Regions from separate parts of the Mus musculus genome. Here region 1 is linked to region 2. The links are chromatin contacts, found by Hi-C or POLR2A ChIA-PET in ENCODE. All regions are on one chromosome and are shown on one strand. Each heading gives the region's core, a stretch centred on a gene start or an enhancer-like site at or near the end of the contact. The rest is flanking DNA. Distances are from core to core; before and after follow the strand shown.

Evidence for each region. A loop is a pair of places that touch in the nucleus more often than their neighbours do. ChIA-PET counts read pairs that join two places held with the same protein, here RNA polymerase II (POLR2A).
Region 1: a loop to region 2 is called in a map of heart, with 1.9 times the contacts of the local background. The contact joins the enhancer-like site here to the promoter of Man1c1 in region 2. A Hi-C loop is called at or near these places in 6 of 37 maps with a recorded cell type or tissue (gastrocnemius, heart and left cerebral cortex). POLR2A ChIA-PET finds 5 or more read pairs at or near these places in 1 of 5 experiments (Patski).

What each region holds. Positions count from the first base shown.
Region 1 is chr4:134,660,555-134,664,614 of GRCm38, reverse strand. All of the region lies in intron 1 of Man1c1 (mannosidase, alpha, class 1C, member 1), which reads left to right. Among named protein-coding and RNA genes, the nearest start is that of Man1c1, 42 kb to the left of the region's middle. Within about 2 kb of position 1,419, at least 1 of the 3 ENCODE cell types and tissues checked has a DNase peak (open chromatin) inside an H3K27ac peak, as active enhancers do; it is heart, where a contact is called at or near this core.
Region 2 is chr4:134,701,819-134,705,822 of GRCm38, reverse strand. Man1c1 (mannosidase, alpha, class 1C, member 1) reads left to right here and starts at 1,533. Exons shown (of 12, transcript NM_207237.3): 1 at 1,533-2,878. The coding sequence starts at 2,354.

The DNA of each region.
Region 1 (4,060 bases), core at 170-2,669, 41 kb after region 2:
TGTGCTTGCCTGTAACCCAGTGTTGGGGGAGTAGAAACAGGTGACTCCTGGGAGCTCAGTAGCCAGCCAGCCAGCCATTTCAGCACAGCAGAAATGGCGGGCTTCTAGTTCAGTGGGGGGACTCTTGTCTTCAAGGGGTGAGGCAGGCACTGATAGAGAAAGGCACCTGGAATCCTCCCTGGCCTCTGCATGTGTGCACCTGATTATGTACATGGAACATACACACCCCTCAGTGCATAGACCCCTCAGCGCATAGACCCCTCAGCGCATAGACCCCTCAGCGCATAGACCCCTCAGCGCATAGACCCCTCAGTGCATAGACCCCCTCAGCGCAGAGGGCGATCGACGTGAGTTGGCATTGGGGCAGGATCTTAGAAAGCCAACATCTGTGCGATTTCATCCCTGGGGATCGCTGGGGTTCTTCCAAACCTGAAACTCCCACAAGGGGTGTATGAGTCCTGTGCACCCCACAAAGATTAAGTTACACCCCCAGTTCTGGGTAGAGAGCACTGGTACAGCAGCCGTCTGCCTTCCACCCTTTCCGTGGTCATGTGGGTTGAGTGACAGTCTTGGCAGCCCCTCTTGATGAGGTCCATCTCTCGATCAGTCCCGCCCACCCTTCTTTCTCCCACAGGGCAGCAGGATCATGGTTTTGTTTTGTTGTTTTCTTCAAGACAGGGTTTCTCTGTGTAGTCCTGGCTGTCCTGGAACTTACTCTGTAGACCAGGCTGGCCTCGAACTCAGAAATCCGCCTGCCTCTATGGTTTTGTTTTTTAATGCTGAACTTGTGTTTTTATTTTTGTTTTTTGTTTTTTCTCCTTCTTGTTTTGCACATTAGAACTTTTGGGCTGTTTGATGTCAGAAGTGTTCAAACCCATGGGCTGAGGCGGTACAGCGTTAGCATTTGCTTGCAGAATTGTTGACATGGAGAAAGAGTTCTGCACATCTCCTCCAGGGAGAGGCCTCCTTTTTCTTGTCTCCTCACATTGAACATCATTCTGCCACATGAGCATGGTCAGCTGAGGTACCATTGGCAGGTACTGTGTGTAGCCAACATCCAATTATGAATTTAAACTCTTCCTGGCATCTTTACAGATTGCTGGCCAATAGCGGTCGCAGTTTTAAGTTCAGCGTGTGGTGTCTTCACTGCTCCTGGACACAGGAGCGATGCAGGATTCCTCGGCTCTGAGCTAGCCTGTGGGATGCTTCTGTGTTAGTGGACAGAGAATGCGCCTGATAGATAGGGCTGACACTGCAAGGGAAGGTGGAGGCTCCCGAGGCAGGGCCATGACTCAGGATCCTGTGTGTGGGGAACCTTATCTCAAGGTTAGACACACTGGCGGCTAGACACCAGCCGATCCTGCTGGCAGGAACTGCCTCTGAGACACATTCCATGGAGTCTCTGGCCTGCTCAGCTGTGAGCAGACCCCATAAGCCGGGCTGGCAGCTGTAATTACCACCTGTGAGGACTCCAGGAACACAGTGTTGCCCCCGTTAGACTTACAGCCATGGGCCCTGGCAGGTGGTTAATCCCAGACCTCTCCACTCCCGCGGAGGAGCATGGCCTGTGTGTAAACTGTAGAATTGCTGAGAAAGGCAGAGGTGGCCTGTCTTTCCACTTTCTTGTTTGGGTTGGGATCTATTGTATTTGCAATAATCTTTAATTATAAAAGCTATTACTATGGAGTGGATTATCAGCGTGGTTCATTTCTGCCATGTTGCTTGGTAACTTCCCCTTGTGTCCAAGACTATTTGCTGAAGAAAGGAAGCCTGTCTTTTTTTTTTTTTTCTTTCCCAGCCATTCTGCCATTGTACAGGTATAGAAAGCTCCTTAAGAAGGCTGGAGGGCTAGGGAGATGGCTCAGCGGGTAAAGGCGCTTGCCACCAAGCCCCAAGCACCTGACTGCCATCTCTGGGTGGGTTACCAGGCAACGTTACAGACCCACATGGTGGAAGGAAAGAACCAACTTCTGCAAGCTGACTTCTGATTGCTGCATGTGTGTATGTGTGTGCACGTGCACACATACAGTTAAACAAACAGATGTTTTGAACTTTCCCCCTGCCAAAGGTCTGGGGGTCTAGTTCATCAATAGAGCGCCTGCATAGTGTGAATGAAATCTCAGGTTCGATTCCTGGTACTGGGAAAAAAACAGGTGGGGGAGGACCATTCAAAGAAGTCTATATTTTCAAGAAGATGGAAAGACCCAGAATAGTTCCGAGCATCGTGTCCAAACAGATGCTGGTTCTAATCTGTTATCCTGCAGTTCTACGCCCCCACCCCCAGGATATCACCCTGACCTGTTCTGCACTCTCTCTTCCGAGGAGCCTATCCCATACACCCTCATGGAGAAGTCGTGGATCTTTAGGGTTTTAACTTCCAGTGGAAGAATTGATGACTGAGAGAGAGAGAGGACAGGCCGTTCTTAGCTGTCTTGGTTGGATACAGTCTGTTGGCTCCCTGCGAAGCCGTTCTGTTGCCCCATCCTGCTGATCTTTAAAAGTCTCTGTTAATGGAAGAAATGGCGGTAGTTCTAGCACGAACACTAAGAAGTGTCGTTCGCTCTAAAGGCACACCGGTGGGATTTTCAGATGACGCTGCCGGCAGGGGTTGGGTGGCTGTTATTTTTTTTAAGTTGAAGCACAGCTGCTCAGACCACTTGGAGAGATCGTCTGAGGGGTGTCAGTGCCCCAGCCGTGGCTGTGACCCCGAAGAAGTGGTTATCACTTAAAGATAATCACATTCCGAATTGTTCAGCTAAACCCTGGAAATGGACTGATTGGCATATTTAAATCTCATCTTCCAGCCATGTGCTAATTACCATAGCCTAGTTGGGGAGAAGAGACACTAATCAAGAGGCTTTGCATTTTAAAATCTTGCTGCATCCATAGGAAGAGGAAGATGGTTCTGTCTCTGACCTCAAGAGGGTTTAAACCTTCAATGGTTTAAATGATCATGGCTAATCACACTGGGACTTTTTTTGCATCTAAATCCTCAGGTTTTTGGTTTTTTTTTTTTTTTTTTTTTCTGCCTTTCCATGTACGGTCCCTTTTTCAGTTACTTTCCGTCCAGGAGGGAGGAAGTTGAGGCTAACTAAACGATACCCACCTGTCTCATTCCTTGTCTCTGGGCACAGCTAGGCCTGGAGTCTACCTGAGTACCAGCCTCCTCCCACTCATCCCTCTCAAGTTCACACATGGGCTATCAAGTCCCTTGTGGAAACGAGAAGGATTTCTCCCTCTATCCAGAAAAAGAACAGCCGGAGAAAGCAGAGCAGGCCTGTGGTGTAGCGGAGGTCCCTCCTTAGGGAAAGCACTCCTAACAACCTCACCCCACTCCACCTCCACCCCAGCTTTAACCCCCACAACCGCCATCCTGTCCCTGTGCCCCTCTAACTTAACTTCATCCTACGCCCACCCTCCCCTTCCTCACGCCTGCCACCTCAGGCCAGCCGACGGTGTTGTCCTTATTTCTGAAAATCATTTATTTGTGTGCAAGTGTGTTTGTGTGTACGCACATGCACGGGAGGCCAAGAACAATTGTAGGTCCTTTCCTTTTCACCGTGTGAGGCCCAGAGATGGACTTCGGGTCATCAGACTTGGCAGCAGGTGTCTTCCCCGCTGAGCCCCACCGCACAGGCCATAGCTGACAGTGTTTTAAGCAACAATGCCTGTCAGCTGCTGAGCTCAGAACTGGGAAAACAAGATGGTTTCTGCCTTTATACAGACTATCTGGCTGTCAGGGATGGGAATCTCAGCGCAGTCTATCCTCCGTAGGAAGTGTCAGGAAGAGCCTGTCTCTGAGATTTATGAAAGAGGCCCAGTGAGTCACCATCACCCACAGCGGTGCCTCCAAAGCAAGTGTGGAAAAGAGGAATTTTTTGACGGCTTTGTCGAATCACCTGTCACGGCTGTCCGCTCATTTGTCTGGTCTGTGCGCACGGAAGGGGTCTGTTTTGCCCACACTGCGGGAGCTGCCATCTCCCTGTGGCAGGTTTATGGGCCCCAGTAGGAAAGCCCCAGATCTGGAGGCGCTTGGGAAAAAGAAAATCCTGGTGCCATC
Region 2 (4,004 bases), core at 284-2,783:
CGAGCTAACTCCAGGGAACTGACTCCTGCCAGCCAAACTCATAAGAGACTGAAACATTTGAAGTAGAAATTTACATATAAGCTAGGTGTATTGGGAGAAATTATTCATCTCCGGTGACCAAAATATTTGCACCTGTTAGCGACAGTAGTCTTTTATCTTTTATTTTCAGCAGAGAGAAATTTATATGCCAGGGGTATTTAAATGTCAGGAGTGGGCGTGCTGGCAATGGTTTGGCCAGGGTTAGAAGCAAGCCTCAGTAGCCCATTTGCAGAAAGCCTCAGGGAAGAAGAAAGATTTATGAGGTGAGAGCCTGCCTGGGCTGCCTCCTCTCCGGGAAAGGCGTCCCTGCAGTATTTTCTGTCTTTCAAATTGCAGCTGAAAGCAGATATTTTCCCCCTTGCCTATTATACCTCTTAATTTGTCTCTCCCTATGCTGTTGTCTCTATAAAGAGTTTTGCATGAGAGACCCACACAGCAGTGTTATTTTGGCCCCCGGTGTGAGGTTTAACAGCAAGGGAAGGACTAAAGTCCACGGATGCATGTGTCTTGGGGCAGGGGCACACGGTGTCTGATAACACATGCCGGTGTATGTGTGGGCTTGTGGAGGTGGCTTGGGTATGCCTGTGCACGTCAATGTTTTGCTTATATAGACCTGTCTAGATACACTTTGGCATAATTGCTAGGGTGTCCGTGCTGAAATTAAGTGTATATTTGCATGTAAGCACACACCCACAAGGTAGCCTCTGTATGCATAAAAATGCAAATGTTCACATACATGCATATCCTATGTATGACCCGTGCATATGTCCAGGTCCCCGCCTCTCTCTCTGTCTGTCCCTCTCTCTTCTTGCTTCTCATGTTAGCATCCCTCGCCAACCCCACCCAAGGGCCTTGGCCACATTTTTGGTGGCGGTTTGCGAGGAACCCTGGAAATACTGATTCAGCCAGACATAACCACAGCCACAGCTCTCGGGTTTGGTCCAGCCATCCCCATCCCCCCCAGAGCGAAGCAGCTGTACTACCGCGGCTGGTCTGAGCTCTGGGCATCCCTGGCTACCAGCAACCTGGCAATCCCCGGCTGGTGCTGAGAAGTGACAGGGTCGCCCAACGATGGGCAGCGCCTTACAGAACAACCTGGTCTCCTGGCCCTTCCGGGGGGAGACCGAAACACAGAGCGGCGCTAGGCGGAGGTGGGCGGTGGAGGGGGCGTCTCGGTCTTTCGGAGTCCAGCGAACGCTGGGCAGAAACCAATGGGTGATTGTGGCCCATCGGGGATCCCTCGGAAGCAGCCAATGACCTCTCTCCGCTCTGCACCCCGCCCTCTCCACAGCGCGCAGCTGGACCATTGGAGCTAGCAGGATGGGGGAGCGCAGCGCCAGCATTTGGAGCGGGGGGCGTGGCCCAGACTGTGACCCGCCCATCTTTCCCGGCTAGGTTCCCCATTGGCCGAACTGCGGTGCCGCGGCGGGCGGAGAGGAGGGGCGCGAGGCGCGCTGTAGGCGTGGCCTGAGGGCGTGGCTGGCGGGGGGCGGGGCAGCGGCGCTGTCGCAGTGAGAGCCGGAGCAGCGGCGGCCCGTCTGGAGCTGCGGCGGGTGAGCCTGCGCGGCTAGCGGAGCCGCGGGGCCGGGAACAGGTGATCGCAGCAGGAGACCCGCGCCCTCCCGAGTTGCGGCGCCGGAGCCAAGGCTTCCTGGCTCAGCGGCAGGCCCAGGGCTGACAGAGGCCAGCTGCAGGCTTCGCACGCGCTTCCCGGGTATCCCTCTCCCCGCGCGAGCATCTGAAGCCCCTGGGTCCCGCGCAGCCTCGGGAGCGGCAACCGCGCGCGGCGGAGCAAAGTTGTGGACGTGTCCCGACCGCCGGGCCCTGCGCCGTCACCACCGGCTGGGCTCGCGCTCTAGGAGCTGCGCTCGCCCTGCAAGCCCCGGGGGTTCCCTTTGCAAACTGCTCCAGAGGCTGAAACTTCGGGTGCCGGCGGGTCGGGGCCTGCGTCCTGCGCACCCTCCGCGAGGGCGTCGCGGACGGCATGTGACCACTCCGGCGCGGGAAGGCGCGGGAGGGCGCGGGCTCCGTGGATCAGGCGGAGGGCAGGCTGCGGCGCACGGCGGGCCCGGGCTCCAGCCGAGCAGCCCCCCTCGCCCGGGCCCCGCCGAGGCCGCCGCGCCCCCGCCCCCGCGCGGGAGGACTCGCTCCAAACTCCCTGAACTTCGGGCGGGTCCCGAAGCGGCGGCCTCGAGGTGCGCAGCCTTGCTCGGGGACCCCAGCCACTTCACTCTTGCTCCCCACCCTTGAGGACTCTGAGGACTCCCGGGGCCCCGGGCGGAGCTGACAGCCCCCTCCTGCTGGCCGCGCCGCGATGCTGGTGAGGAAAGTGCCGGGTTTCGTCCCGGCCTCGCCGTGGGGGCTGCGGCTGCCGCAGAAGTTCCTTTTCCTGCTCTTCCTCTCGGGCCTCGTCACCCTGTGCTTTGGCGCCCTGTTCCTTCTGCCCCATTCCTCTCGCCTCAAGCGCCTCTTCTCGGCCTCGCGGACCCAACAGCCCGGCCTGGAGGTGATGGCCGAAATCGCCGGTCACCACTCGGTGTCAGAGCAGGAGCCGCCTCCCAACCCTGCCCCTGCGGCTCCGGCCCCGGGTGAGGACGATCCCAGCCGCCTGGTCGGTGTTCTCCGTAGGAAAGGGTGGCTGCGGCGAACCCGCCCCACCGGGCCCCGGGAGGAAGGCAACAGGGTTGCAGCCCTCAGGCCGCAGGAAGAGAGCGTCCGGTTCACTTTCGACTACAATGGTTTCCGCAGCCGCCTTCGACACCCGGTCTTGGGGACAAGGACTGATGAGAGTAAGGAGTCCCAGAGTCTGGTGCGAGCTCAGCGAGAGAAAATCAAAGAGGTAAGCACCCCCCCCCCCAACACACACCTCCCGCCAAGACTTCTAGCTGCAAGCGATTCCCCACCTTCTTGGCCTCTCCTGGCTCCTGGTCTGCCCAAGACCCTTCAGGCAGGCCGCAGCACCGCCCCTCAATCCGAAGTTACTCTCTTTGCTTGGTGCCTACTTTAGGATAACTAGGTTAGTTCATGGCTCCTACCAACCTCCAGGTGGATTCCCCCCCCCCCCACCACCCCCGTCCCCTTTAAGTTCCTAGCCCTGGTGGGCTCCAGGCTTTCCCTGATGGGTTGCTAGTAGGAGTGGATTTTAGGTCCTTAGTTTTCGTTTGTACAGGAGGGAGCCACTAGAAACCCTCTCCCTCCCTGTGTGCCTTTTAAGTCTTGACTTCTCCTAAGCTCCAGCAGGCTCTGGAAAACCCAAGACATGTGAGGTATTTGGGGTCCTGTTTTGTAATCTCTCGGCCTCTTGCAGACCAGAGATCTCGAGCATTCCTGCTAACTGCTTCTATCGAGCGTTGCCACAATTGTACATAATTGCATGTGAAAGACGAAGGAGTGATCAATAAAGCAGTGGGAATGTTACAGAAGCTCCGAGGTTATTGGCTTAATGAGGCGGGTCTTGGACTGGTTCCCCGTAAGGAGTGGGCCGCAGAGGGATTTAGAGGGATCACTAGACTTGAGTCACAGTCTTAGTTTTAAGACATCAAAAACAAACACGGCTTGGAACTGGCTTGCCGACAATTTGCCAAGAGGCCACTGGTACCTGAGTGTTCTGCCCCACCCCAGCTAAGTGTGGTCTGTGAGAACTGCGTGGCCAACATAGCAGCGGGAGCTGCAGTGACACCCCCAGGCCACAAGGGGGCTGTGAGCAAGCACTGGGCCAGGGTCTCTTCCCTGGAAAGAAGAAAATGCTTTTCCTGTTCCTGGGGACCCAGAAGGAGAGCATTGCTCCAGTCTGGACCTCCTAGGTTTACTGTAGGAAGTCAGCAGGGCTGTTTCCATTTCTAGAGAGAGCAGGCAGCACCTTTAGGGTCTCTGCTGCCAAGATGTTCCAGAGCCATTGGAGGACTTGGCTACCCTCTTCCTCTGTGGGAGCTGTCCTTCCTCCCAGGATCACCATTTATGGCTGC